Linked DNA regions of Homo sapiens: region 1 is linked to region 2. Evidence: chromatin contacts called from ENCODE Hi-C or POLR2A ChIA-PET data. All regions are on one chromosome and are shown on one strand. The core of a region is the stretch at or near the end of the contact, and the rest is flanking DNA. Distances in the headings are between cores, read along the strand shown. Region 1 has its middle 120 kb from the start of SNORD155. Region 2 holds the start of GAP43 (growth associated protein 43).

What was found. A loop is a pair of places that touch in the nucleus more often than their neighbours do. ChIA-PET counts read pairs that join two places held with the same protein, here RNA polymerase II (POLR2A). Pooled maps may share reads with other maps.
Region 1: a pooled map shows a loop between it and region 2 (2.2-fold over the local background). The contact joins the enhancer-like site here to the promoter of GAP43 in region 2. A Hi-C loop is called at or near these places in 1 of 168 maps with a recorded cell type or tissue (PC-9) and 7 of 50 pooled maps. POLR2A ChIA-PET finds 5 or more read pairs at or near these places in 4 of 52 experiments (A673, CD4-positive, alpha-beta T cell, WTC11 and 1 more).

Annotation. Positions count from the first base shown.
Region 1 is chr3:115,782,339-115,785,365 of GRCh38, forward strand. No RefSeq gene overlaps it. Among named protein-coding and RNA genes, the nearest start is that of SNORD155, 120 kb to the right of the region's middle. RefSeq lists enhancers at 1,706-2,206, 2,238-2,916 and a silencer at 1,947-1,996. Within about 2 kb of position 1,758, at least 38 of the 41 ENCODE cell types and tissues checked have a DNase peak (open chromatin) inside an H3K27ac peak, as active enhancers do; they include A673, CD4-positive, alpha-beta T cell and PC-9, where a contact is called at or near this core.
Region 2 is chr3:115,622,109-115,624,808 of GRCh38, forward strand. It overlaps GAP43 (growth associated protein 43), which reads left to right and starts at 1,402. Exons shown (of 3, transcript NM_002045.4): 1 at 1,402-1,611. The coding sequence starts at 1,582.

The DNA of each region.
Region 1 (3,027 bases), core at 508-3,007, 160 kb after region 2:
TAAACCCTATAATAAATCCCTGGTTTTATATCACTCACAATGGTTCTACTTCCCTAATAGAACTATAACTGATACATATGCAATGTAGTATCGCATAGCTAGAGTTTCCATACAGTATAAAAGAATATTAGTTTATTTTTCACTATGATTTTGATTTACATTTTTATCACATCATATCTCTTTTACCTCTATAGCAGGCTCAAAACTTGCTATAGATTGAAATGCTTACAAAAGAGTAGTTCTATCATTCTTTAGTATTTCTCAGACTATTACTGTGTCTGATTACTAAGGAACAAAAATGTTTATTTTTATAATTAAGTACATATACATTAATTTTGTTGTACATTTTTTTGCTTTCAACATCAAATTCTGTTTATGCATGCACGTGTAGCAGAAATTGTTGTGCCTTGTATGAATGTTTTTATAGTCCTTAAAAATAATGGATGCAATATCTGTGGTAGCCTGACAGTTTAAATAATGTTCCATTGCTCATTTTATTCAACAGATTTCCATTCAGCAGTTCTTAGCGGTATCTACAATATGTCCAGATCAGTGAATTTCTATGAGGGATTCAAAAGAAATATAAGACACAATTCCTTCTCTCGTGAAACTTATGGTCTAATATTTACTTTTATAAATAAAGGAGAGATTGAGAGACAGATTGTGTGAGAGAGTGAGTGTGTGTGTGTGTGTGTGTGTGTGTTAGGGAAGAAAGGGTTGACTTGTAGCCCTCCCCCAGGGGTGCAGCTTCAAGTAATAACAGTCCGTATTAGGGCAAGGTGGGTACTGTGGCAAACTGGAGAGCCACTTGCCCCTTCTAATGGCAGTAACAGCTCCTCAACTCCCACCAATGGGGTTACCATTTAGGTCAAGTCTCTAGATGTTCTCTTGTTCAAGGGATGCTGTAAATTGGGACAGTTACATGAAAATTCCCACTTAAAAAATATGCACGGAGCGGGCACGGTGACTCACACCTGTAATCCCAGCACTTTGGGAAGCCGAGGCAGGCGGATCACCTGAGGTCAGGAGTTCGAGACTAGCCTGGTCAACATGGTGAAACTCCGTCTCTACTAAAAATACAAAAATTTCCCGGGCGTGGTGGCGCACGCCTGTAGTACCAGCTACTCAGGAGGCTGAGGCAGCAGAATCGCTTGAACCTGGGAAGCAGAGGTTGCAGTGAGCCTAGATTGCGCCATTGCACTCCAGCCTGGGCAACAAGAGCGAAACGCCGTCTCAAAAGAAAACAAAAAAAATGCACGGAGGGAAAACAGCCCGGAGGCTGAATCCTGTCCAACAGTAGTTATAACCCTAGTTTTTCCAACACGAGTAAATATAAAGGCATCTTGCTCCTCTGGAAATAGGGAGAACCAGACCTAGCTATCTTCTTGAAAAAGAAAAAAAAATACTTCTGCATCCTCTCAACTTAAAACGAAGGAAATAAGATAGTTATCAATCAGCATCATTTGGGCATATTGTTATTATTTACTATCATTTTATTAAAATTAATAATAGATTTACTGTAAAAACAGAGCCTGCCTTGCGCGTAGCACTCGATAAACGCTTTTTATTATTCTGCTTGTTGACGCTGTTACCTCTCTTTTGGAGTAAAAGGGGGCGGAATCGCAACAAGACCCCAGGACCCCGTGTGCGCGCGCGTGTCGGGGGAGCTGACCTATGACAAACATGTGCAGAGCTCTAGTACCCAGCCACGCGGAGGCTGCCGGTTGACAGAAGCGTTGCCGCCCCCTGCCGCCGAGTTCACCCTGCCGTCACTGCTGGAAGCCGCACCCCTAGGAAAGGCTGCAAACCCACCCTGCCCCCAACACACCCGCGCTCCCTCTCTGCAGGCCGGCTCCATCCCCGCCCCCAGGTGGCCAAGCAACACCGCCTTCTAGCTTCCTCCCGACCGGGCGGCGCCTGCAGCTGCCTGGGGAAGGAGCCCCGCAGCAGCGCGAGCGGGTGGGCGGGGGGTGCGCGGGCCGCAGGGCAGGAGGGAGGGCGCAGGTAGGCGGGCGGGGAGAAGCTAGGCGGCCGGGCCGAGCGGTCGCGCCCAGCCCTGCCTCTCTCCCTTCTCGACTCACAGGCGGCCTGACTCACTCCTTTGTTTCTGGAAAAGATCTATCTGTACTAGCCCGAGGCGGAATTCACCCCGCCCGCACTCATCAGAAATCGTTTGCTTATTCTCTGCGCCCCTCCGTGCTCGCCTGGGACGCGGGCGGAATCCTGACGCAGGCTGTCAGCCGCGGTGACGGGTGACACCGGGTGAGCAGCCGTCCGCGCCGCCTTCCCTGCGCCGACGGGCAGCGCGGCGTTCGGCGCGCACTGCTGCCCCCTCGTGGCAGGAGCAAGCATCGCAGCAGCGCCGACACCACCGCCCACCTGCAGCCCGGGGAGCGTCACTTCTGGGTGTTTTTCAAAGGGAGCATTTTTACAGCTCCATTCAACTGCTGGGATTAGGAGATGTGGCTCCCAGGTTGATTACTAATGAATGAGAAGGGGTGTGGTCTGTGCGTGTATGTTCTTGTGTGCGTGTACGCGTGTGAGAGAGAGAGAGGGAAGGGGGGAGAACAACTGTAAGAGCATGTTTGTGGTGACAGGATAATGGAGAAGGGAGGAAGGAAGGGGAAAAATGAAAGAGATTAAAAAGCAAGAGAGGCAAAGTGACAGTGACGAGGGAAGAGAGTGACAGGGAAGGATGCAGAAAGAATGCAGGGAGCAACAGTTTGATGGGAAATGGGAGGGGACTTCTGCATGAGAGAGAGGTGAGGATTTGACATCCGTGAGAGGTAAAGTTTCATTTTGGTGAAGTGAACCTTGTGAACATTTCAATATACCTCTCTCCTGCTTTACGTCCCATTTTGTTTGGCAGCTGCTAGAAATGAGTTTCCGTTTTTCTGTCTTGTTTTAATATTCTCATGTCTCCCACATCACTGAGATCATTAGAGGCAGAAACAATTATGTCATGCATTCCCTGCATCTGACAGAACCCTCTGTGCGTGCTGGTTTATTAACTCCAGCCTTGCCCCT
Region 2 (2,700 bases), core at 152-2,651:
GGGACTATGAAGAATATGAGCTGTTTAATTAGGGGTACTTGTCATCACTAATGAACAACAAGAAATAGTTTGAAAACTTCTTTGAGATATTCACTTGCAAATGTCACCCGAATTTCAGAAAAGTACAGTCTCTGGAGTAAAGCTATTATACACTCAGAGAGACTGTTGTGCTTTGCATGCGTTATATCATTTAGTCCTCAAAACATGTTGTCAAGATTGGCATTATTATCTCCATTTTAAAGATGAGAAAATTAGGTGCAAAGAGCTTCAGTAACACACTCAAACTCATTCAACAATAAATAACTAAAAATTGTGCTATACACACTTTAAGAGTCACATGTTCCTCCCCCAAAATTATGAAAGGCCATAGAAGGAATTCAAGAAGTAGGCTTCATGACTTATCGTTTCTTCTCATCTCAGATGAATTCACTTTAATCTCTCATGCCCAAATTGTAAAATATCATTTTGATCACCGTCAATATTACACAGACCTGTTTGAATGTGCTCAGCTTTTTCAGTAAAATTAGAAGAAACCACAATTTACAAACAGGTATATGTGCATTAAGGAAAAAACAAAAAACTACCATGTGATTTTAGATATGGATGCCAATTCTTAAACATTGTTTATTATTTCTGAGCTCAAGTGCTTAGAATGTTTAAAATGCAATATATTTATGTGGATTTTTTTCCAGGATATTGGAACATATATAAAATATGCTTGTGCATATCTAAGCTTTGTATTTATTTCAGGTTATATGTATACTGAGAAGAATATATAAACAGTGTATGATATTTACATGTTATTTCATTTTTTGAGGGAAATTAACCTCCACAATTATTAACTATGCATAAAATGTAATGGCAGATATGACTTATATTGTATAGGACTGACTACAATTCCTCTTTAGAAATAGCTGTTCTTTGCTTTTATAATACTAGGAAAAGAGGAAAAGAGTTCTTAAAGAAATACAAGGATTCCTCAAGCCCCTCTTCCCTAAAACATGCTCTATCATATCTCCTGGATTGACTGGAATATCCTTCTCTGCCCCCACCCCATCACCCTCTCAATGCAGTGGAAAAGTCGGTGGGTAATTGGGTCCAGATTGGAGGTGTTTAAATATTCATGAGGCTGGCAGGGGACTGGGAGGGGGCGACTGTCTAGAATGGGGGTAGGGGCTGGGGGAAGTGATTAGTCACTGAAGGCTAGAGAACAATTCCGAGAAAGAGACGGAGAGAGAGGGAAGAAAAAGACAGATAGATAGATATTGGGGGGAAGGAGAAAAAAGGAGAAGAGAGGGAAGAGAGGACAGCGGAGAGAGAGCACCAGAGAGAGAGGGAGAGAGAGAGAGAGCGCTAGAGAGAGGGAGCGAGCATGTGCGATGAGCAATAGCTGTGGACCTTACAGTTGCTGCTAACTGCCCTGGTGTGTGTGAGGGAGAGAGAGGGAGGGAGGGAGAGAGAGCGCGCTAGCGCGAGAGAGCGAGTGAGCAAGCGAGCAGAAAAGAGGTGGAGAGGGGGGGAATAAGAAAGAGAGAGAAGGAAAGGAGAGAAGGCAGGAAGAAGGCAAGGGACGAGACAACCATGCTGTGCTGTATGAGAAGAACCAAACAGGTAGAGCTAAAGATTTTTTACTTCTTGCTGTTGTGAAATAACCCGAGTACAGTATTTCCCCGTAAAGGCAAACAATTTTTTTACTGCTTCTGCTCTGGCCGTGGTGCTCGCGCTTCCTTAGCATATGGTAACTGATGGTTGCATCCCAGCTTTTATTCTTTTCTGTCTTTCATGCTCTGGTTTTGGAATGCTGCTACTAATTAGGGTGAGGGTAGAAAAAACATGCCTGTTTGGCTAGAAATAATTTTTTTTTTTCTTATTAGTGAATGCTCAGCATTTGAGGTCTCTGGTCTTGAGGGTGTGGACGTAGAAAGGGGTGTGGGGGAGATGATGTGGGCTCTACCTACAAGATGGGGAGGCATTTCTTTATATTATTTGCAAAAAAGCAGGGTTGAGGAAATAATATTCAGAACTGAGTATTGCCTCTCTGTCATACAATTTTCTCACATGTGCTGCGGAAGATGCCTTATTTCGTGCATGCATGAGCTTCGAAGGGGCGCAGGTATTTATGGAAAAACGTGCAGGTCTTATTTATTTAGTATTTATTTTTCAATGAATGAATGAAACTGTGATTTGATAGATTTTTTTTTTTTTTAAGAGAAGCTAAGACAACTGGGGCTGGGGGAGAAATTGGCCATGCAGAAGGAGAAAATCCCCTTCCTAAGATCAGCAGCCGATTGTGCACCAGCTGGTCGGAGGAGAGGGTGGACCACGCCCCTAGGAGCTCCGATGGGATGGGAAAGACAGCCGGGTATTACCTGTTGGAAACCAGGTCTTTTCTCTTATCCCCTTCCCTTGCTTCTTTCCTGGGATTGTCAGTGACCAGAGACAGGCTAACATCCTGGATAATAAGTATGGTGACTCATTTTCATCAGGAAGAGGGACACATCCAAGATTAGCAAGAATCAGAGCCCCTCCTTCCCTCCCCCACTGCCCAGGTTTTACAGCCATTTCCAATTGCTCGCTTATTTCTTGAAAGACATTTTAGAAACTTGATTGGGGTGAGAGTGGGAAGGAATGACGAGTGTGGTATTCCGCAGCAACCGACCATGCCATGGCAGTCTCCAAAAGAAGCTTTCAAACATTTGT